3 separate regions of the Mus musculus genome follow, and all the other regions are linked to region 3. A link is a loop called in an ENCODE intact Hi-C map of the cell type or tissue named here. Cell type or tissue: left cerebral cortex. All regions are shown on one strand.

Region 1 (8,000 bases), 1.8 Mb before region 3:
CACGAAGCAAAGGAGATAGCTAACTCACTGAGCCTTAAATCATTTTGATTCCAAAAGTTCAACTGCTAAAATTTGGCCTTGGTAATTAGATTCAGCATATGAATTTTGGAAGGATCATAGCATCCACCAAATAGAGAAAACAGCTATTTTAATTTTCCTTTCTTTTAAAAATTTTGTTTGGGGCGGGGAAAAAGAAAAAAAAAATAAAAATTTTGTTTAACTAAATTTGAGATAGGGTCTCTCTGTGTAGCCCTGTCTGGTCTAGAACTCACTATGTAGACCAGGCTGGCCTTAAAATTGCCTGTCTGCCTCTCAAGTGCTAGGATTAAATTGCATGTACCACCACACTAACCCTCGTCCCCAAGATATGTTTTGTGTGTGACTATGACATAAGGGTGCCAGTGCATGATGAGGCCAGAAGAGGGTGCCAGATGCCCTGGAGCTGGAGTTAAACAGGCAGTGATGAGCCTCCTGCTCTGGGGTGAACTGGACAAATGAAATTATATTTGTTATCTTCTTCATAGATACCTGGGTTGTTTCCATTCTGGGATATAATAGATGAAGCTATTATACGAATTTTTGTGTTGACAAGTATTTCCTTCCTTGATGGTAAATATCTAGGAGTGGAATTGTCAGATCACAGAAAATCATTATTGTAAGCACTTTTACCTTTATAAGATGCCCAATAATTTTATAGGCCTATCGACAATGTATGAGAGTTCTGATTGTTGCGTCTCTGTGTTAACCTTTGATGTTGTCAAATCTTTTCAATTGAGTGACTTTTTGACAGATGTACACATAATAGTATCCCCTTTAAACTACATTTTCTTCAATGACTTAAAAAAAAAAGCCCAAACAAACAAACAAAAAACAACCTGTGAGTATTTTTTATGTTCCTGACATTTCTTTTTTTTAAATATTTTTTTATTACGTATTTTCCTCAATTACATTTCCAATGCTATCTCAAAAGCCCCCCCCCCCCCCCATGTTCCTGACATTTCAATGTCTTCTTTTGAAAAGTGTCTTGGGTATTCCAGAGGCATACATTCAGCTGGAAAGGCCTGGAGCCATCTTGATTTGTGTACTGCTATGATTGCCCCAAGAGAAACCACAGTTGTGGCTTTCCAAGTTTGCTATCCCAGAAAACTCTCGTCGCTTCCACTGTCTCTTTATCTGCCTCTGTCTCTTTCTCTCTGTGTTTCTCTGTCTCTTTCTTTCTCTGTGCCTCTATCTCCCTGTCTCTCTGTCTCTCCGCCCCATTCTCTGTCTCTCTGTGTATGTCTCTCTCTACATCTCTCTCTGCCTCCCTATCTCTCTCTTTTTCTGTCTCTCTCTTTTCCTGTCTCGTTGTCTCTCACTGTCTCTTTCTCTATATCCCTGGGTCCCTGGGTCCCTGTCTCTGTCTGTCTGTCTGTCTGTCTGTCTGTCTGCCTGTCTGCCTGCCTGTCTCTGTGTCTGTGCACATGCATATGTGCTTGTACTTAGTTTGTGAGACCAGGTCTCACTGTGTAGCTCAAGCTGGACTGAAACTCGTGATTCTCCTGCTGTAGCCTTCGGAGTGCTGGGCTTACTACCATCACATCGAGCTCTTAGCTGATTTTCTTTCCAAATGGTACTTAATAAGCTTTTTAAAGCCAGTCAGTAACAAGTGAGGGTTTCTTCTACTTTAAAATCCAGTTCCCTGAAACTAAAAAGTAAGGTTTGTGTCGTCAGCCATGGTTGTAGCATACATAGAGTGATGACATCATTTCTAGTCACTGTTGCTTTCCTGAGGCCTATTGGCCATTGCATAATTTCCATGCAGGAACAAAAGATGGACGCCAAGCATCCAAGGAGAGTGATTTCAGAAGCGAATCCTTTCTCTTGAATACCTAAAGATCTTTTACTCTTCCTCTTTGCAGCACTCCATGATGCTAATGGTATAGGACATGTGTGTGCTCTGGTTTGCCTTCATACTATAAATACTTTGAGAGTGTGCTGACTAAAGTTGACAAAGGCTAGAGCTGTCTGAGAGAAGAGAACCCAAATGAGAAAATGCTTCCACAAGATTGGGGTGTAGGCAAGCCTGTAGGGCATTTTCTTAATTAGTGATTGATGTGGGAGGGTCTAGCCTATTGTGAGTGGGGACACCCTGTGCAGATGGTCCTGGGTTCTATAAGAAAGCAGGCTGAGCAGGCTGTGGGGAGCAAGCCAGTAAGCAGCACCTCTCCATGGCCTCTGCGGCAATCCAGGTTCCTGCCCTGTTTGAGTTCCTTTCCTGATTTCAGTGATGTGCTAGAGTAAGCCACATCTAATTCTTCCTCCCCAAGATGCTTTGATCATGATGTTTCACCACAGCAAATGATACCTCGAGTAAGGTAGAGATCATAGGCATGTTCCATTTGTATCCTCTATACCACCCCGAACTGATAATCAGTAAGTCTTATACACACAGAAATAAACAAAAAAACAAAACAAAACAAAAAAACCAAATAACAAACCCAAAACACTTGTTTAATAAAAATGTAAAACAAAAGAAACCCAAGCCCCCAAACTGAAACAAAACACTAAAAAAACCCGTCTCCCCCCCCTCCCCCAAACTCAAATCTACAAATCTCCACAATATACCAAGCCGAGAGAAAAACTGATTAATGAGCCATAAGTTGCATCATTGTCTTGTTCAGGAGATGAGTCATGACTGAGATGCCAGGGTCTCCTCCCGCATCCCTGTGGGCACAGCATTCGGGGACAGAGATCAGCTGTAAGCACACTAAGTGGCTGTACTTGTCATCACTAGGAAACTTACAGTCATCAGTCTTGGAGTTCTGTGCTCGCAGCCGTGGCCCCTAATGTACAGAGCTGACTGGAGGTTACTTACAGAGAAGCGTGCTTTAGTCAGCCCAGGCTGTTTACCAGTGCACCACAGGCAGCGTGGCTGCTGAAGCAACCAACACAGATATTTATTATGCCTTATAACATTAGCAAAATTATAGTTATGAAGTAGCAATGAAAATCGTTTTGTGGTTGGGGGATCACCAGAACATGAGGAGCTATATTGAGGGTCTTGAACTCACAGCCCCAGGAAGGTTGAGATCCACAGACGCAAGGATCCCAACTTGAGTGTGGGTGGTCTTGTTCTCACAACTGAACACAAACCTTATTAGTGCTCAAAGGCCCCACTTCCAAATGCTATCACCTGTGATGACTGGGGTTTCAACATAAAAGCTTTGGTGGCGGGGTAAACAAATATCAGTACAAACGGGTGTGGTGGTTTACAACTATAATTCCTAACGTGTGAAAGTAGAGGCTGGAGGGTCCGGAGCTCAAGATCACTCTCTGATACAGAGTAAATAGCCTGGGCTGCAGGAGACTGTCGCAGCCGCCAAACCAAATCCCATTCGCTCTCCAGCAGAGGCAGTGGCAAATTATATTGTAATCTCTATTTTAAAGAAAAGCTCAGTGGCTGAAGTTGGTGAGCCTAAGCTGTTCGAGCACTGTCCTAACGACAATGGGCTCACCATCTTCAGTCTCGTCATTCATCTGAGTTCATTTGTTAGGTATCAAGTGTTGTGTGATGTAATGAAGAAATCAGCCTGAAGAGAAGGGAGAGAAGAAAAAAATGTGAAGCCACTAGAGGACGATGTAATACAACAATACAATGAATCCAGACAGTACAAACACAGTGGAAGCTCCGCGGAGTGGGCGGGCGGGCACTGCAGCCTCCCGGGACTGGGGAGCGAAGCTGGCCTTCAGCTGCATCTTCCCATCTGCCCAGGGAAAACAGCTCACGCGTACTTGAGAACTCCCACTTTAGAGGCTGACTTTGGATGAGTTTTACTGAAAGTCTAGCGTGTCTTTGGCCGATTTTCTGCCTCTTGCAGGTCTCCTGAACTTCTTTTCCCTCTCAGAAAAGCTCACCCCTGGGAATGGGCTAGGATGTGGCTCAGTGAGTAGAACGCTTCTTTTCCTCCCATCCTAACCCTTGCTTTCAGTTCCAAGGAGCCAGTAAAAAAAAAAAAAAAAAAAAAAGGCATGGTGGTCCGTGCCTGTAACCCTCAACTCCTGGGAGTTGGAGGCAGGAAGATCAGAAATTAAATTTAAAGTGGCAAGTTGCAGGCCCTCTGGGTTACATGAGACCTTGTCTCAAAAAAAAAAAAAAAAAGGTTATTTATTTATTTATTTTTCTGTTGAATGCAGCTGGATTTTGGGTTTTGATCACCCAGAGGCTAACTTACTTTCACTGTAATACATTTTGATTTTTTTTTTTTTTTCATCATTTGGATTACTGAGGAGTTTCTAATTCATTCTTTTTTTTTTTTTTTTTTTTTTTTTTTTTTGATTTTTCGAGACAGGGTTTCTCTGTGTAGCCTTGACTGTCCTGGAACTCACTTTGAAGACCAGGCTGGCCTCGAACTCAGAGATCCGCCTGCCTCTGCCTCCTGAGTGCTGGGATTAAAGGCGTGCGCCACCACGCCCCCCCTAATTCATTCTTGAAAAAAATTATTTAATTAATTTTAAACAGAGTTTCACTGGCTAATCTGGACCTCTATGTAGGCTAGGCTGGTCTTGAGCTCACAGAGATCCATCTGCCTTTGCTCCACACCTGGCTCAATAACACTTTGATATCAAGCTGGATAATTGTTTGAAATTGGGCCTCATTATATACTGCAAAATGGACTTTAACTCACACATGTAGCTGAGGCTGGCCTTGAACTCTTGATCCTCCTGCTTGTTGGGATTCTGGGTATGTGACGCTATTTCCAATTTAAGTAATTCTTTGAATGTGTTCCCTTGTTTCGTCCTTTCATACTTGTATTTCCATCACAATATGATCTGAGTGGAGACTTTGAGAATGTCAGTAGTGTTCTTTTGATGAATCTTTGTATTTAAAAAGGGCACCAGAATATTTGTCTTGGATTTATAAGTATTTAAAATTACTTACTGGAGTCCTCAGTCACTATGAGTTGCATATCGAGTGCTTGCCTCCATAAAGCATGCCCTTAGCATGCACTAGGTGAAATGAATAGACCCCTGAGTGGGGGAGGGGGGCTCCACAAGTTCTTGAGGAATCTCAGAGAGAGACAGAACAGAAACCCTGTCAGAGTTCAGCTTGCTTGTCCATAGGTCACAGGAAATTCATGTCCAGAGCCTTTTGTTGAGGGAAGTGGCACTGGGAAGTTCCTGATTCATAGATCGTCATATTCTAGATGAGTATGATGCCTATGGCCGATGCTTTATCTAAGGTCATTTCAAGATCAGAAACATCAACATTGTTAAGTTTGTCTTTGTTAAGGTTTTTATTGCTGTGAAGAGACACCCTGACCACATCAACTCTTATTAATTTTTTTTTTTTTAAATTGAGGCTGGCTTATAGTTTCAAAGGTTTAGTCCATTATCATCAGAGTGGGAAGCATGGAGACATGCAGGCAGACAGGGTGCTGGAGAAGAAGCTGAGAGTTCTACGTCTGGATTGGTAAGTAGCAGGAGACTGTGCCACACTGGGAATAGCTTGAACATAGAAGACCTCAGAGCCCGCCTCCACAGTGACACACTTCCTCTATCAAGGCCACTCCTACTCCAACAAGGCCACTCCTATTCCAACAAGGGCATACTTCTTAATAGTGTCACTCCCCCTGGGCTGGGCATTCACCAACATGGAGTCTATGGAGGCCACTCCCTTTCAAACCACAAAGCCTAAAGCAGGTTCCCCTGATGGCAATGTTGCTGACATTGTCCTAAATGACAGCCTGGGCACAGGTCAGGATGGATTCTGACCAGGTAAACAAAAAGGTCTCCAGTGGATAAACAAAAGCGCCAACTTGTCATTTCCCAGAAACCTGGGCGGGGGGGGGGGGGGGAGGGGGAAGTGGGTTTCTGCTTGTTAGAAAAGCCATTCATTTTTTTTAACCACCCCTATAGCTAACCACCTCCAGCAATTGGGGTATGGTTCTCAATTAAGCAAGCTTGCAACAGATCGAAGTCCCCATGCTAGGTCTCAGGTGCCACAAGCCACCTACTACACTCTTCCTCCCAGAATGTTCTTGTTCACAGGCTTTATCCAGCCGCAGCCTGGTGCCTTAAGACTGGCGAGGTTCTCCTCATTTTGGTGTTCTCTCTTTGTGGCCATACACACCCCAGAGAGACAGCCCTGGCAGCTTGAATTCCCCCAATAAATCTTAATTTCTACCCATGGAATGGCCCAGTTCATTGGAACTTTGTTAGAAATGCATACTCTCGAGCTGTTACTGGAGATGCACTGGATCATAACTTTGGGGGCAGCTCATGCTTTCCTAAGCCTTCCAGGCCACCCCATGCTCAAGTTTGAGAAACGTTGGTCCAGTGGCCTATGAGGTGGTCTACAGACTACTAGCTGAGTCTCGAGTGTTGATCTTGGCAGTTGGTAAGTGTAAGGTAGGTGGATGGTAGTGGCCAGACCAGGAGTGGCCAGATGGGGGCCAGGATATAGATGGAAAGAGGCTGTTGGAGTTAAGAGTTGGGTTAGTTGTGGGGTCAAGATACAGTGAGATGCTGGTTGATAGCAGATGAGCTGAACAAGGAGAATTCCCGAGTTATCCACAATCGTGGAGTCAATGGACAGAGTCCACAAGTAAGCGTGGCTACCTGGGTTCCTTTGTTAACCCCTGACGAATTGCTACTGACCAGGTTTCAATTTTATCAGAAGCTCTACTTGAGTAACTTGGAGTTGTCTTGATACGCACACTGTGTAGCTCACTTGTACTATGATTTAGCTTAATGTACAGTATATAAGTTAAATCTCTCTCTCTGTGTGTGTGTGTTTGTGTTGGGTGTGAACCAGAAAAGTTTCTGTAAACTGAAATAACAGAAGCTGAACTAACTTTAGCTTCATAGAGAAACTGGTTGGATTTCTTGCCTAGTGGTTTGGCTTGGTTTTTGAGAAGTAACCAAAGAAAATGTATTTATATCAAGGCTTCCATATTCTTTGTTTACCAAGGCAGGTCAACAATGTGAAATACAATGAAACTGCTGTGGACTGAATCATATCTCTGGAAGTTCATATATTAAAGGCAGAGCTCCCATGTGATGGTGGTATTTGGAGATTAGGGCATCTAAATAGGTTTAGATGAGGTCACAGTGAGATTATAAAAAGATGACAGAGAGCCTGATCTTTTCCTACCATGTGAAGATCCAGGAGGAAGGCAGCTGTCTGCATGCACTGAAGAGAGCTTTTCCGCAAAAGGCCTCAACTGCTGTGAGAAACCAACTCTTGTTTAAGTACTATGGTTGGTGGTCCTTTGTTGTGACAATTCAGATCTGTCAAAGATACACTTCATATGGTATGATGGCATAGACCAGGAGTCTATGGCATGTAAGTTGTTGGTTATGCATCAGGACTTAAACTTTTCTTTTGCTAGATACATCAGAATATGGACCCATCAATGGCCCCAAGTTTCACAGGCTTCTTTGAGTAGACTTTTGGGAGACTTAAGATTCCTTCTCTAGTTGCTCTGGAAAGCTAATTCTGTAATGTGTCTTGATTCACTTGTTTCTTTTAAATCTTGCTGTAGTTTTTATTTGAAGCTCAAGCTGTTGCTTTTTCTTTTTCTTTTTTTTTAACCTTAGAAACAAAGCCTTTCATATGTTCTTGAGTTGTGTTTTTATTTTATTCTTTGAGACAGGGTCTATCTAGCCTTGTCTAGCTTGGAACTCAAACTCATAGAGACCCACTTGCTTCTGCCTCCCGAGTACTGAGGTTATAAAGGCCTGAGCCACCATACCCAGCTTTTTTTTTTTTTTTTAAAGATTTATTTATTTATTATATGTAACTACACTGTAGCTGACTTCAGACACACCAGAAGAGGGCGGCAGACCTCATTACGGGTGGTTGTGAGCCACCATGTGGTTGCTGGGATTTGAACTCAGGACCTTCGGAAGAGCAGTCAGTCAGGGCTCTTAACCACTGAGCCATCTCGCCAGCCCCATACCCAGCTTTTGAGTTGAGTCAAAAAAAGATTTATTTAGTGTATGTGGGAGTTTGCCTA
Region 2 (8,000 bases), 740 kb before region 3:
TATTGGAGAAGATGGGCCACTGGGGGTGATCTTTGAAGTCACAGATCAAGATATAGCTCTCAGTGACTGCTCCAGTGCCTGCCTGCTGCCGCCATGCTTCCTACCATGAACAATAATGGACTAAACCCCTGAAACTGTAAACCAGCCCTCAATTAGATGCTTTCTTTCTTAAGAGTTGCCTTGGTCATGGTGCCACAGCACTAGAAAGATGACTAAGATAGCCAGCACTCACAATTCTACATCGTTTGTAAAGAGAAGGGGGAATTGAAACCCACAGGGTGGATAAAAAAAATGTCAATCAAAATAAATACCAAGTTCCAAGATATTTTAGAAATGCAAATACAGAAGGAAAGAAGATTTTTAAGCTGCATGATGTCATGAAGGAGCTGTCTAAGGGAAGACTATTTTGAGGAAGAGCCTCTTGTCATTGAAGTTATATTGCGAGGCCCCCACATGTGTGGAGGTGGAGTGGCGAATGTTATTTTTAAGTAGTGTCTAAACTTTCAGTGTATTTAATACATGCCTCTGAATGGAGTGGAACGAAGATTTGCAGAGGCTCTGTGTGACTTCGAGAGTGGATTTCAGTTCATATTCTGGATATTCCTGCCTGGCATTTCTCCCTTCCTGTGCCTTGAGTGCCACCCAAGGCAGCCAGGGTTTCTCTAGCCCAGCTGGGTTGGATTGCAGTGAAGCAGTGACTTTAAAAAGTTTACAGTTTACTTCAATCCACTCAAACCTAATCATGGCTCACAGTGGGTAAAATTATCCCTTCCTGCAATGTGAGGCTCAAATCTCTCGGCTGGGGTTCTACTCCGTTCTCTTATTGGATGCAACACAGGTTATGCTAGCCTTCATAATGGCCCTAAGCCTTAATCACTCCCATCTGTTCAATATTACATGGTAATTTGGTAGTGAAAGAGTACTAGGCTCGGAGCCAGTTTGATTTCAGTCCCTAATTAGCTGTGTGACTCCAACAGAATGGTTCCTCTCTCCCTCTCTTGGCTTATAATCTCTTCCTCTCTGACTTAGGTCTTTCCTCATTCTCTGACCTCCCAAAGTGGCAGGGGTTGGGACAGAGCTCTAGGAAAGTATGTTGAGACTTCATACTTAAGTATGCAGAGGTGAAGTGAAAGGAGGGAGGTGTCCTCATCTCAGTCTTACACACACACACACACACACACACAAACACACACATATACACATTCACACATGCATACATATGCACACATAAACACAAATACATATGCGCACATAAACATACATACACATATACACATTCACACACACGTACTCATATACACATACACACAGGCACACCACACACCACACACATACACATACATACATACACATACTCACACACACACACACACACACACATATAGACAAACACATGCACAACACATACACATACACACACACACACACACACACACACAACACATACACATACACACACACACACACACACACACACACACACACACACATATACACAATCTCTTTTTGTTGGTCTGTGTCTTCTTCCTCCCCCCTATAGTGATAAAAATGCCCAGGCCTCACCAGAACTCAGATCTTCCTTCCACTTGAGCTCTGATTAATTTCCTTTTTCTCACAAGGTTCTTTTTCATTTCTTCCTCTTCATTGGCTCTCATATTCCCCAAATAAGTCCCTAATTATATAATTATCTTCTCATATCTCTCTAAAACCTTCTCTTGCTGTTACTGTTCTCTCACAGCTACCACAGACATACAGTCTGGCCTCTCAAAGGAGTTGCCTCTTGGGCCATCTCAGCCAGGCCTCCAACAGGTCTTTCCCATCTCTTCATACACTCTCCCCACAATTTCATATCACATCACATCACATCACAGTCTGAAACTTCTCCTTCACTTCTCAATATGGGGCTAGATTGATTACATATCTTGTCTAATTTCTAATGTAATTAAAAAAAACCATACACGTCCGATTTTTGTATGTACTAAATTAGTTACTTTTTAAAAGTGCCTCGATTTTTTTTTATGCCTTTCCTTTGTTAAGTTTTGTTTTTTTCTATACTTTCCCACCAGTGACCCACGCTTAGTCTTTTCTCACACTTTGCGTACATGTTTCACTTTTTTTTCCCTGGAAAGCACCCTCTAAGAACTTTGTTCTCTATTCTGAGCCAGTGACCCCTGCTTACCACCTATGGGACCTCACTTGATCGCCACTTGATGATGTGACTATGATTCCGGGAACCTTTACTTGGCAGCCATTTGTGAAACATACTGGGATCAGAACAAAATGGAAAGAGGAACGATGTGCGTCCGTGGGCTTTTGAATGAGCTCAGGCTTGGGAATACCGGCAGGCTTTCGGACTCTCATAGCTCTCAGTAACAGGTTTGGAAGGCCCCCTCTTCTTCTTTCTGTGTTACTCGGGGTTCAGTCACATGAGCGGTGACTCTGGGAGTTACAGGACAACATAAGTACTTCCTAACTAGATTGCACAGTTGTGGGAAATGAGGGGAAGCTGGGGGACAGATCAGAGGCCTTCCTAGCTAGTCACTCAAGAAGCCAGGCACGTCCAGACATAGAAATGTGGAGGTAAAAGGGTGGGGAAAGCCTGTGGCTCTCAAGTATGTGATGATTGCTGAGGGGGCAGCCTCATTTCCGGTGGTCACCAGTGTAGAATACAGGCTGAGCATCAGAGGAGAGCCAGGGTAAATAAACTAGGTCCCCCTGGCATTCAGCGTCTGTTGCTTTCAACAACTGCAGTGACCTCCAGAGGGCCGAGGCTACTGCCCTTCTGTCTCCAAGTTTGAAACTGGTACCTATGTTTGGCCAATTTAGAGCCATTTGGATAAATGGAACATAATTTTAGCTTAATGAAACTGATTCTTATGGGTATGGCCCTAACCTCCTTGACTTTCCATGTCTTGATTCCCAGTAGCTCAGAAGGTGACAGTATTCAGAGACAGGGCCAGCAGAGAGACTGTGAAGCTCAGAAGAGGCCATTAGGATAGACTCTAACCAGTGCGACTAGTGGCCTTCTAAGAAATGTTGACATTTGTGTCAAAGGGATGACTATATGAACTCAGGACAGCCAGCCTCAAACCAAGGAGGGGACCTCAGGAGAAACCAACTCTGCAACACCTGATGTGTAACTTCTTATGTGGCTGGAATTGTAAAAGATGGATTTCTCTGTATAAGCCTCTTAGTCAATGCTATTTGTTTTATTATCCTGTTAGACTAATGCACTGAGCAATCCAGCACAATGACTTACACTTCTTATGCCAGAGTTTGCATTCTAGTTTCAATATTGATGTTGTTATTAATGAAGGCTTTGCAGCAAACATTGATGCAGCAGACAGCCTGGTGAGATAGATACTATTCATTATGTTTTTAATGGATGAATAAAATGAAGCATAGCTAACTCAGCTAACTTGCTTCAGTAATGTACAGAAATGCACAGTAATGAAGCTAGAATCCAAACCCTGGCAGCTTATTTCCAGTCCTTCCTCCCCTTGGGTCTCGCTGACCTCCAGGACACCTGACCTTTCTTTCCACTTCAGCAGCGTCACTCTGTTCGTGGCACATCTTGGTTTAATCTTCCCCTTTTAGGTCATGAATCTAACTTCCCTGTCCTTTTAGTGGATTTCTGCTTTTGTTCACGGGGCAATCTGCCAGGGAACCCAAGTTTAGTCTTGGTGCACATATGGTTCCCCAACCACAGCAGGACTGTGATGACAAATGCATATTTCCCCTGGGAGTAGAGACTCATCATGTGATACAGGATTGCTCACATGGAGAAAAAGACCCGGGTAGTCAACAATCACTTCTAGAACAAAACTAGGTTTCTATGTCATCTTTCACAGTGGTTAGGGGTGTCCCACTCTGAGGTCACCTGAGTACCAGTTGATGTTAGCACCTATCTTGAAGTTCAAGAAATCACATATTTGTGAAGCTACTATTTTTGTATCAAGCATCAATGAATCTGCTTAAACCAAAAAGATATGTGTATATGAATGGCCAGAGTTCCCAAGATGGCAGATTCAACTTCATTTGGAGTAAAGAGGCAAGAGAAAGCCACTAGACATGCCAAAGAACCCATGAACACAGAGTTCTCACTTCCCATTGCTGACAGATTGAATTATAATTATCCATCCTGATTTCAGAAACAGTCCATACAGTGTGAAGTTGAATCCTTTCCTGACATTAAAAACACACATTCCTTTCTCATTTTAAAAGATGCAAATGATGCCCAATGCATACCCTGTCTCAGTAGGAAAAGCGATAGCCAGCTAGAACTCTGATATCAGATATAGAACCGTATGATTTGGAGTTTGCCCAGCTGGGTTTCAGTCTTGCTTTGGTCCAGGATTTCCTCATGTTGCCCCAACGCCTCCCTTTTGGGAAGGTAACGTATATTCTGTCTCATTGTAATTTGGACATATGTAACTCACTTTTTGATTTTACAGGGGGCTACAATTAAGACAGTACTTTGATTCTCAGGGCACTGTGTTGAGACTATTACAGAATATAGCTTTTGAAGTTAAGCTAAATAAACTTTGCATTATATTATGGCCAAAAACCTAAGGGGGCTACGGAGTGAAATGAGGAGCTTGGATGTGAATATTCCCTCTAAGCTAAAATATTTGAACATCTGGTCCCCAGTTCATGGAACTGTTTGGGAAAGCTTAGTAGGTGTGGTCTTGTTAAATTGTGCCACTAGAAACAGGCTTTGGAGGGTAAAACAGTTATATGATTCCCACTGTGCCAGTGTGCTTGTGCTTCTCTCTGTCTCTCTCTGTCTCTGTCTCTGTCTCTGTCTCTCTCTTTCTCCCCCCACCTCCACTACCCCTGCCCTCTTTGATCAAGATGTAAGCTCTCAGTTGTTCCTTTTGTGAACTCCAATCCTTGAAAACCATAAACTAAATAAAATTCCTTTTTTTTTCTCCTGTAAATTGACTTGATCATGGTGTTTAGTTACAGTAATAGACAGTAACTAGGACAATTGGCAACTCCGAACTTCATTTATGTCATATTGCTACATGATAAAACTTTGTTAACACTTTCCTTTTGTTCTATACTTGGCTTCAAAAATACTTGGGAATGAAAATGGAAATAGTGTTACAAAGAGAAAACTCTAGTGAAGGCATTCTAGTTAGGAGTGCCTTCATGGCCTGTCCCGTCTACTGTCTGTCAATCGCATGGGCTCCCATGCTTGGTATGATAAGTTGTGTCTGCTTAACAGTTGGAAGAGGAGGCTGTATGCTTTCACTGTGCAATGGGCCTCTGAAAAAGATGCTCCTGCTTAGGAGTTGTCTCCATGCCAGTTCTCCTTGGCATGAATACAGACTGGAGCAGGATTGCAGTGTACGAAAGGGTAGAGAATGGATAGCTCAGGCTCTTTGAGCCACAGTCGCTTGTCTCTGTTCTATGGCTGTAACTTAAAAGCACCTACTAAGGCTAGGGATGTAGCTCAGTGGCTTGTGTACAGCCTTACGGTGCCATCTCCCACACCTCACATCCACAGGAAAGGTAGATAAATTAGTGCATTTTGTGAAATTTATTCATAAAAACAAATAGAGGGAACTCTACTCATGGACTGTAGTTTGCAAACCCTGAACCAAATAATTTGGATTTAGGTTATCATGTCTGCCTAAGACAGTGGTTCTCAATCTTCCTAAGGTTGCAACCTTTTTAACACAGTTCCTCATGTTGTGGTGACCATGAAATTATTTTCATTGCTACTTCATAAATGTAATTTTGCTACAGTTATGAATCATATTGTAAATATCTGTAATGTCTGAGGGTCTTAGGAGACCGCTGTGACAGGGTCATTCAATCCTAAAGGGATCAACCCACAAGTTGAGAACCACTGGTCTAAGATGGTGTGGACAATATTCTACCATCCTTGGCATACATAGAACACATTTATCATTTTTGCAAAAGCTAAACTATTTATACTATTTTCCCTAGTTTTATGTTCATTAGTAAATGTGATAATCTTGTCAACTTCATTGTGATTTATTCAATAAAGTGGATTGAGACTCAAAGCTTTTTGCTCACCACAGTACTGCATAGAGATGTTTAGCTGGGTACAGGGCAGGATAATAGGGAGTAGCAGTGTTTGCAGATACTTTATTTCATTTCTTAAAAATAAATGATAGCAGATTTATCAGCAGATGATATCAAGCAGATATCAGCCTTGCAGTAATACAGTCTCACTCATTAGTATGTTTTTATGTATTTTCTTTTTGAAGCAGAGTCTCATGATGTAGTCCAACTTGACCATGAACTCTCCATCTTTCTGCTTCAACTTCTCATAGGCAGAGGTTGTGTAAGGATCATCCAGGCCATGCTGTCAGCAGAGAAGAGATGAGATGGGCCAATGGAGATATTTAGAGTAAGAAGGGAGCAGGGTTGGAAGGGTTTTGATGTTGAATCTGTATGTGATTCTGATGCTACGGTTGTAAGGCTGTCACTATTGCTATCAGGTAGTCCTTCATCAGAGCCTCCAATATGTATCCTGGTTTCCATCTACCCCTTCTTACAAACTCACAAACCCTAAACTAATGTGCTTCTTGATGCAGGATTGCCAATTCTGAGAAGTGGCAGAGAAAAGCAAGGTAATAGCAGGAGATCCCTCTCTGTGTCTCGAATTTTATCATCACTGTAGGGGAAAATAGAACTCACAGGGAATATTCCTAGTCCCCTGGAGAGGGTTATGTAGCTCTGGACCCCGGGAACAGGTAAAGAAAATCCCCTTGCATAGGGTTTGCATTTAGATGTCTCAGGTTATAAAGGACTAAGTCTCATGGTCCTGGTCCAGGAAGAACAGCCTGTTAGGTTTTCCAGTTGTCACGAAGGTTAAACAAAGGCTTATCAGTCTCTTGATGGCAGAATAGAGAAGGAAGGGTCTGATAAGATGTCTACTGGTGCTATCAAAAGCAGGTGAGCACTGGAAGCAAGAAGAAGGAGGAGGAGGAGGATGAAGAGAAGAAAAAGAAGAAATAGTCTTAAGGTAAATAAAGTTATATAAAAAGACTTCTATGCATTTTTCTATAGTTACTCTATTACCACAAAAGGATATAAAATGAAGCTCACTTCCCATAAATGTTTTAAGTCCAGAGCCATCTGGATTATCATTAAAAGATCAGCAATATAAAATTTTGACATTTAAGATGATTTAGAATTGGTCTCTAGGTCAAGGGGTTACCATGGGAACTATAATCTATAAATCTGTGCTTTTAAAACAGTGGGCATTTTTTTTTCTAATAGAACAATGATTTCAGATTTTTTTAAAAAAAAATTGTTTTTCTCACTCAGAGAAAAGCAGCCACATAAAAGTAGGACACTGTGTTACAGAGAAACTTGTTGACAAAAGTAGAAGTGGAGATATATAGCTGTTCCTTGGTATCCATGGGAGACTGGATGCTCAAGACCCTTATATAAAACTAAGCACTCTTTGCACAGAACTGATCTACATCCTTCTGTATACTTTAAATTATCTCTTGATAACAATGAATACAATGAAAATGCCATGCAAATACTTGCATCCCAGTGTTGTTTGAAGAACAAAGGTGGGGTAGGGGTGGGGTTTGCACAGGATGGTTGACAGCTACTGTTCAGAAACTCTACACCTCAGCCTCTCACAAAGTTCATAGCCTTTTCTTAAGACTCCTGGGGATAAGAATGCTAGAAAAATAGACGGCCATGGGCACACATTATCCAGTCTTGAGAAACTTATAGCATTACTTTTGCTGTATTCTACTCTATAGATGGGAATCTTGGGGACTAGGATTTAGTGGTTGTAGGGAGCTGACCTAGCCATGCATAAGGCCTTGGGTTCAAATCTCAGCACCTCAAAAATAAATCCAACTCACACTCAAGGTAAGTAACTACTTCTAGAGCAGGAAACGAAAAGGCACCGATTATTGGGACTATCAAAAGCAGCTTTCAGATTTAGTTGTGGTCAAAATCCAAGACACCCTTGTGCCACCCTTGGGGACATTTAAAAA
Region 3 (8,000 bases):
CTGCCTTATCCATACTGGAGAGGGATTGAATCTCATAAAAGGAATTGGAAAAGACCTGCTACGGAGGGATTACCCAGGACTGCAGAATCTTCATGACCCTTTGCTGAAGGAGGGGGGCTAGTCTTTTTTTAAAAGAAAATGATATACATACAGAAATAATTTATCAACTGATTAAACACCAAGATAAGGTACATGATTCTTCAATATCACTAACAAATCAACTGCTAGCCAGCTCTCGACTGATCTTTTACAGGTCTTTTAATGTTCCTTAACAAGAGGCTTCTAAGGGTTCGAAAATAGATTGTTGGAGTCTGCGCCCAAATCAACAAAGGCCTCTCTTGTAGCCCCCCACCTCTCAAGGCAAGCCTGTGGGGTTCAAGGCCTGACAGCCGGATGTGGGCCTGGCATAGAAAATATGTTGTATGTATTTGTAGCATGCTGTATATACCACTGAGGAATGTCTGTGGCTTCAGAGAATCAAGCAGGTACCTGTCTATGCCTCCCATGGTCTCCTGGAGCTGAGCACCCAAGCAAGCCACCCCCAAGTCTCAACTGCATCAAATCATTAGCCAAAGAAGCCAAAGTCAGTGGCATCTTCGGAACAAGCCGCTAGCACATCAAAGATAACGCAAACACCACAAATAGGCCAGGCTGTAAAGAACACCCTTGTGTTTCTAAAGCAGAGGAGGAGCCTTGAGGCTCACTATAGATCCAAGTCCTCTAAGTGAGTTCTCCACATTCAGTATTCATGGCCCCTTTAAAAGGCAGAATTAACAAACATCAGAACAAAGAAATAAATGCCCGGGCTATCAGTGGTCAAGAACCATTGATCGAACACAGCTGGAAGCTTCAACGTAAACCCAGGTCTCCTGATTGTGTCAAAATTGAACGTGGTAGTGCACATCTGTAATACAAGCACCAAGGACTCTGAGGCAGTAGGACCAGAAGTTTGGGGCCAACCTGGGCTACATAGAACCATGAGTATAATTAATTCTTTAAATGTTCTTGGTTGCCTTCCTACTTTTGGGGCTTTTTTGAGGGTTTGAATTTTCAGGATTTTGCTGCTTGTCTTTAAGACTAGGCCCTACTCTATAGCCCAAGCTGGCCCTGAACTCACAGCAATCTTCCTGTTTCAGCCTCATGAGAGTTGGGATCATGCCTGACTTCACTAATTCTATATTAACCAACCTCCAAGTGATTCAAAATTCCTCGTGAGGGAACCAGATTATTTGCATTTTTTTCAAATCAAGTTAGGAATTTGGTTCTTTTGTGATGGTTTGCTCCAGAATCTAGGATACTTCCCCTTCTCAACTATCCTATAATTTTTAATTCTAATTACCATAGGATATATGGTATCTTAATTTTTTTAAAACACCATCAAATTATCTGAATTTTTTTAAAGATAATGTGATGAATTGTCCAAACAAGTTGCTTGGATCCCCAATGTACTGTGAGAATTGGCATATAAAAAGAACAATGTGTATATGTATCAGAAATAGCTGCTATCTTGGCCCAATGTATGACAGGGTATATTGCAAACTTTACTTTCTTTACAGTTCTCTCTCTCTCTCTCTCCCTCTCTCTCTCTCTCTCTCTCTCTCTCTCTCTCTCTCTCTCTCTCACACACACACACACACACACACACACACACCTTTCCTTCCATATACCTTTTCTACAAGCTAATAGACATATGATTCGTATAATAATAATATACAGTTCTGTTGACTACTTCAAAACAATTCATAGCAGTAGTAGCAGAAATAGCTGTTTATATTGCTGCAGGCTCAAATTTAGTTAACACACTGGTTATCTAAATAAGGAACATTCCTTAGAGGTTCATATTTTAATTAGCATCTTTTTTTCCCCAAGTAGGGACTGGATAATTTTTATATCATGAGTTGTATTTACAGCTGGAGCAATGCCTCTGTAATTGAGTCAGCCAAGAATCAACCCAGCCATAATTTTCATCAGCGACCTGTATGGTTTTCCCCAGCTAGAGGGAAAACCAGGGACCTTCCCCTGGCCACCTGCTCTGTGGATGATGGGAAAATATGACAGCTTGACTGACAAAGTGATGAGATTATATAAAAGAAGGAGAAAAGAAATACACACACCCTCAGGGTATAACTCAATGGTAAAGTATAGGCTTGGCACACTGGAGGCCCCGGGTTCAAACCCAGCTCACAGTCAGATACAGCAGTGCTGGGCTGGAGTCCCGGAGACTTTGTTTGCTGAATCTTAAGGACCCATGAACTCAAGACCAGATGGGGCAACAGAGTGAGATTCTGTCACATAATAACAACAAAATACTTCCAGCCACACACACACACACACACATACACACACTGCTCTCTATATTGTCTCTTTCCTTTTCTTTGTTAAAGTAATTCATAATGTTTTATTAGATTTTTATCTAAATTCAAATTGTGATGTGTAGACATTTCCCTCTAACATCCCTGAATTTTTCCCTAGAGAATAACTACAAGGCCCCATGCCATTTCCTGCCGTGTAGTGTGGCACTCGTAGGGGAGTTAGTTCTTGGGACCTCATGGTAGGAATGGAAATGCTCTCATATCTCCTGATCTAGAGGGCTGCTCTGAGTTCAGCAATGCGAATCCCTGGGCTTCTCTGCTTGTTCCCCTGGACGACTTTCCACTCCTGCCTTCAGGAACCAGATTGTCCGAGCCATTATAGCAACATCCCATCTTCCGTGTACAAACTTGTGAAATACCAGCTTTTCATCTCACTGTCGGCAAATGGACGCCTTATGCACATACAGAACACTCTGCCACGACTCTAGTCACTGGAAATAACGTGGCACTGACATCAGGGAGTCACATAACAGACGACATGTCTAAAGGACAGAACTATTTTCCACAGAGTATTAATTTACCAACTTCCTACATGACAATTTCCCAAAGCAGCCGAGAACATCTGTGACCCGCAGGCTTCATGTTTCCCTTAATGGGGCACTAATTGTTTTTAAATAAATGTCCCCCACTGTGCAAGCTCTCAACGTAGAATAGAAGTGGGTTGAGGGGTAGAAAGCCTAGCCTATCATTCTGATGTCTAAAATGTCACACTTTCAAAGATGCCAGGGAGATGAAATGCATTTAATAATCAATGTAAAAAATTTAACACATGTTGAAGCTCCTGTTTGAATTATAAAAGTATCAATTATAAAATGTCTACCCTCCCCCGCAAAAATACCAATTTCCACTCCCTATAACATTGCTCCTTAAAATGGTTACAGGCGGGATCCACATGCATACAGCAGACTACACAGGCGTTGCTGGTGCATGCGTTTTGCTGGCTCGCTCTTGACACAGACTATTTTCTGCACGAAAGGCTCTTTCATTGTGTTTTCCTTATTTGTATCTTTTTCGGGGTTTGGAAATGAGGTGTTTTCATAGCGCCACCTTGTGGTCATGAGCCATATGAAATTTATACACCCAGCCTAACCTCAGCTTCCTTTCCCGGACTCGGCTTGTTGGAGATTTTTGTTTCGCCTTTGTTATTGTTTTCTCTTTCCTTCTAGTTAATATTCAAGAGTTGTTCTTTGCCAGTGATGCTACTGAGAATAATGACCCAATTCAAACAAAATAGACCATTAAAAATTTTTATGAAAATGTCCTAATGTAGTACCTGCACACTTAGGGATATGCCCCTCAATCAAGGGACTGCGGAGAGGGGTGTGCTAAAACCCCATGGGCACAGGAGAAATGTTGAGGCGGGCTTTAACTGAGAGCATTCTGGCTAAACTTCCCTTACATCTGCCGTGGTTTTCAGGGCTGGCGCTGGTCTGAAATTCAGAGAGCTCAGCAGGACAGGCAACTGATTCCAAGGCACAACGATGGGAATATTAAAGCCATTGATATTCTCCACACGGCAGCAGGAGCCACAGCCAGGTGCTAAAGGAATTGGTGGTTTATGAAGAAATAATCAAATATTCTTTCCTTCCCTTCTCTTTTTTTTGTTTTGTTTTGTTTTGTTTTTTGTTTTTTTGTTTTTTGTTTTGCTTTTTTTTTCCAGCCTCACACCAGACCCAGCCTTCTTATCTCCAGGGAGAAGAGTGCCACTCTGTAAAAATAATAGAACTCTTCCCCCCATGTCTCCCAAAACCACTTCAATTCTGAAGGCTTCATTACACTCGAAGAAACTCCGGTCCAATGACAGGTGTGGACTGTCAAGCTTTGAGGTAGGTAATCATGGAATAGAGTTTTTAAGATTTAGATAACTAAATCCACTGAAGGCTCCATCCACCTTTGTAAGTCGTTGACTCTCAGAAATTTGAAACAGGCCGGGAGGTAAATTTGCATGGTAGAAACAAAAGAGGAGAGGATACCTGGGGGTGACATTAACAAGAAAGGACCCGGTCCCTGGGCTACTTAAGAGCACCAAGGCTGCTCAAGGACCTTCCCTGAGTGGAGGCCTTGGAAAAGGTGACCTAATTTAAAGGGCGAGCTGAGATTCACACATAACTTTGTGCATGCATGCGTGCACATAAGCTCAAGGATAAACATCCAGCCCCGTTGGCATAGACATCGGGTTTCGCCTCAGCTCCTAGATTTGACCTCTGTGAAAGACAATGGCTTCTGACTTTCTCAAACGTCAACAAGAAATCCGCAAAGAAGGCATAGGGGTCAAGGACTCGAAAGTCGCATTTGTAGACAGTGTCACAACAGTGTCGCCCTGACAGAGCGGCTGAGGATAAAACTCTTATGTGTTTGAACCTGGAGAGGATGAGGTAACTGGATGGGCCACAGGAAGTCCCAAGTGGGCCACGGAAATTGACAAACCCCCATGTGTCATCCCACAAGTGAAGGTTCTGGAAGTTTTCCAAGTCTGCCAGTGATCCCAGCTGACCTTTCTCAGTCTGGCAGACTCGGGGCCAGACTGTGGAGAAAATGACTGAGAAGCAAATTCCTGCTGCTTCCTGGTGAGCCCGCTTCACTTTCCAGTAAGTCCCCAGTGGTATAATTGTTCCTTTATCTGCACAGGAAGAGAATTGTCGATTCCTTCTGGAAACTAGAGAGGGCCTGCCCACTCTCCTGGATGCTGGCTCAGAGTCTGTGCATAGGCAGACCTGGAAGGAAGCCCGGTCCTGCGGGGACCACCATGTCATAGTAGCTCTCAGCATCAGGCTGGATGGGGACTTTAATTCTCTAAGATTCAAAGGCCTCGTTGATGATCACCAAGCAGAACTTGCTGTATGTTACTATGAAACTTGGACCAACAAAGGGTGACCCACTGGCCAAAGCCAGGCCCTCTCCTGTGTTTATGACCGCGTCTTTTCAGAAGCATATCCCCGCTCGTTCACATTAGTCCCCTGTACACCAACTCCCCTCCATGGCAGAGGTGAGGAGCTGCACCAGAGCTCCCATGTCTGCCCAGCCCGGATTGCTCACTGCCTGGGCCTTCACATGAGAAAAGCTCACTGACTCCAGTTCAGCAGAAAGGCCGTTCTGGTAAGGCAGTGTAGTATCTGGAAAGACCCTGAGAAGGGACTCAAAGGCCTGAACTCAGGCTCTGCCTCTATCAGAAACCAGCAGGTGAATGACTGAATACCTTTCCAGGGGCACGGGATGTAAAAAAAAAAAAAAAAAAAAAAAAAAAATGTGATCTCCATCTCCAGTGCCAAACTGGTTACCCAATACTTTTTGTTTCCAAAAGCTTTTTTTCCTATTTGTGACCCAAGGACTATGATATTTGAGGTTATTACATTGGTATTGACACCTTGTAAAAAATAAATAAATATGGGAATACAGAGATAGAGAGTTCCTTGGTTTAAAGCACTATCTGCTCTTTGAGAAAACCCAAGTTTGGTTTCTAGCATCCATCGAAGTAGAGTACCCTACAACCATCTATAACTCCAGCCTCAGGGGGGTCTGACACCCTTGCTGGCCTCCACATGTACATGTGTGTGCAGACACACACACATAGACACATAAATTTAAAAAAAAAAAAACATTTTAAAGAAAGACTAGAAACACTCATTTAGGTCCCCACACAGATGCATCCCAAAGTACTCAGAGCCCACTGATACACCCACACTTCCTGCATTGCCCCTCTACAGAAGAGACATGTGTCTTCTGGGGCCTCACCATCTGTGGAGCAATGATCAAAACATTACTATTCAGTTACTCTCTAAGCACAGCTGTAGAATCACGGAGACGTGTTTTTACAAAACCAAGCAATTGTCTGAGTCTGTCTCCCAACCGAAGAACGGGGAAAGTCTAATTCACAGAACAATTCCTACTTTATAGAGCCTTTATATACAACATGCGGGGTACACTCCTGTTTACTTGTTTTTCATGCCATCTTTATTTAGTGTGTACTTTATAAGACTTGCAAATAGTTTCCAAACATCTCCGAATTTAAGAGGAAAAATGCAACTGAGTGAAGCTGATTTAAATTAGCTTAGTCTGGGTTCTTCCCAGAAGCAGAGCCCAGATGAGAGAAGATGCCTTATTTTTGGAATTGATTTGAGGAAACAAGTAGAGAAACAGACAAATTAAAATAGGGCCAATCATAGGGTCTTCAACTAGGTTGGTTACTGGATATGGACAACCAAGGATCCTTCCTCCTGGGCTACTGTGAGCTTCTTTGTGGAATGGCTTCTGGTATACCTTCCTGAAGGATGTAGGTCAGACATAATGATACACTTACTCCCATTATTGCCCTATGTGGCTCTAATCTGCTCACATTTCCAGTGTGAACACGAGGCAGAAGTCAGATCTGCCACAGCCTGAAACTCCATATCAGCAACCAAAGATTGTATGATACACCGGCCGGAGGGAGCCCATGCATCACAACTGCATAGAGCATTCATAGCCAAGACCACAGTCAAACAGCAGGCTGGGAGAACATAAAGAAGGACACAAAAACACCCCACCCAGCATGTGAAGTCTAAACCCTACTATGTCATATTCCCCAATCACCAGCACTTAGGGTAGTATGGCTGCAGTAGTCCTTTACTATCAGGGATGCCTCTGACATTATAATAAATTCCCTTTGTTTGCTGGCTTATGCAGAAGACATCAGATTAACACTTTTGATGAAAAGGAGAACTCGAATTCTCTCCCATTGAATAGAGAGCAATGAATGGAGGAGAGTGTAAGAGATGTCTCCAGGGGCTTGGAGAGATGACTCAGTGGTTAAGAGCACTGACTGTTCTTCCAAAGGCCCTGAGTTCAAATCCCAGCAACCATGGTGGTTCACAACCATCTGTAATGGGGTCTGTAATGGGATCCGATGCCCTCCTCTGGTGTGTTTCAAGAGAACAACACTGTACTCACATACACAAAATCTTTAAGAGAGAGAGAGATCTTCAAAAATTGAGCAGTATCATAGAATTGTTTCAATAGACCAATGTGCTCCTAATTCAAGGAAGTACCAAGAAGGAAAAGTCACCCTTGAGCAATGATCAAAGCGCATGTAAAAAATAAAATAAAATAAATTTAGAGAGGCTTAAATAAATATGTGTGGGGAAATGAGCATCCATGCAGTTGATGAGGGAGACAGGTCCTCCTCCATCATGGCTCCCTGGACCTCATCCCAGCATATTGTGTTCCATCCACTGGTATCAGAGCTCCAGGAAGAGGTGACAAGAAGTAAGAGTTACTTGTTTTGCTTTTAAGAAAGCTGGCATCATAGAATTTAGATCTTCTCTGAAATTTTAGAAGCAAATCCAAGTTCATTCCTCTTTTTTTGTTGTTTGTTTCTTGTTTGGTTGTGGTGGAGTGTGTGTGTGTGTGTGTGTGTGTGTGTGTGTGTGTGTGTCTGTGTGTGTGTGTCTGTGTGTGTGTGTCTGTGTGTGTGTCTGTGTCTGTATGTCTGTGTGTGGTATAGTATGGTATGGTATGGTATGGTATGGTATAGTATAGCACATGCAATGCGTGTGTTTACCTGTGCCTGAGTTTGTAGAGGTCAGGGGTTGGCTTAAAGTATTTCCTTCCATTCCACTCCCCCTGTATAATTTTTTTATACAGGTCTCTCAT

What was found. Peaks named below come from ENCODE experiments on the same cell type or tissue, not always from the same donor. Only the 100,000 strongest peaks of a DNase experiment are listed, where the experiment ranks them.
Region 1: it touches region 3 in a loop (3-fold over the local background); 4 of 42 quality-filtered maps call a loop at or near these places.
Region 2: a loop joins it to region 3, with 4 times the contacts of the local background. A loop is called at or near these places in 4 of 42 quality-filtered maps.

The regions. Positions count from the first base shown.
Region 1 is chr13:100,843,725-100,851,724 of GRCm38, forward strand. No RefSeq gene overlaps it. Among named protein-coding and RNA genes, the nearest start is that of Slc30a5, 14 kb to the left of the region's middle. In left cerebral cortex, CTCF peaks have their summits at 420 (motif pointing right) and 3,602 (motif pointing right); DNase peaks (open chromatin) are centred at 427 and 3,671; H3K4me3 peaks cover 693 bases.
Region 2 is chr13:101,905,563-101,913,562 of GRCm38, forward strand. No RefSeq gene overlaps it. Among named protein-coding and RNA genes, the nearest start is that of Gm41044, 100 kb to the right of the region's middle. In left cerebral cortex, no CTCF peak of the experiment used is centred here; DNase peaks (open chromatin) are centred at 497, 3,671, 5,299 and 7,487; H3K27ac peaks cover 1,123 bases.
Region 3 is chr13:102,641,631-102,649,630 of GRCm38, forward strand. No RefSeq gene overlaps it. Among named protein-coding and RNA genes, the nearest start is that of Gm41046, 21 kb to the right of the region's middle. In left cerebral cortex, a CTCF peak has its summit at 3,421 (motif pointing left); DNase peaks (open chromatin) are centred at 3,393 and 4,958; H3K4me3 peaks cover 245 bases; H3K27ac peaks cover 845 bases.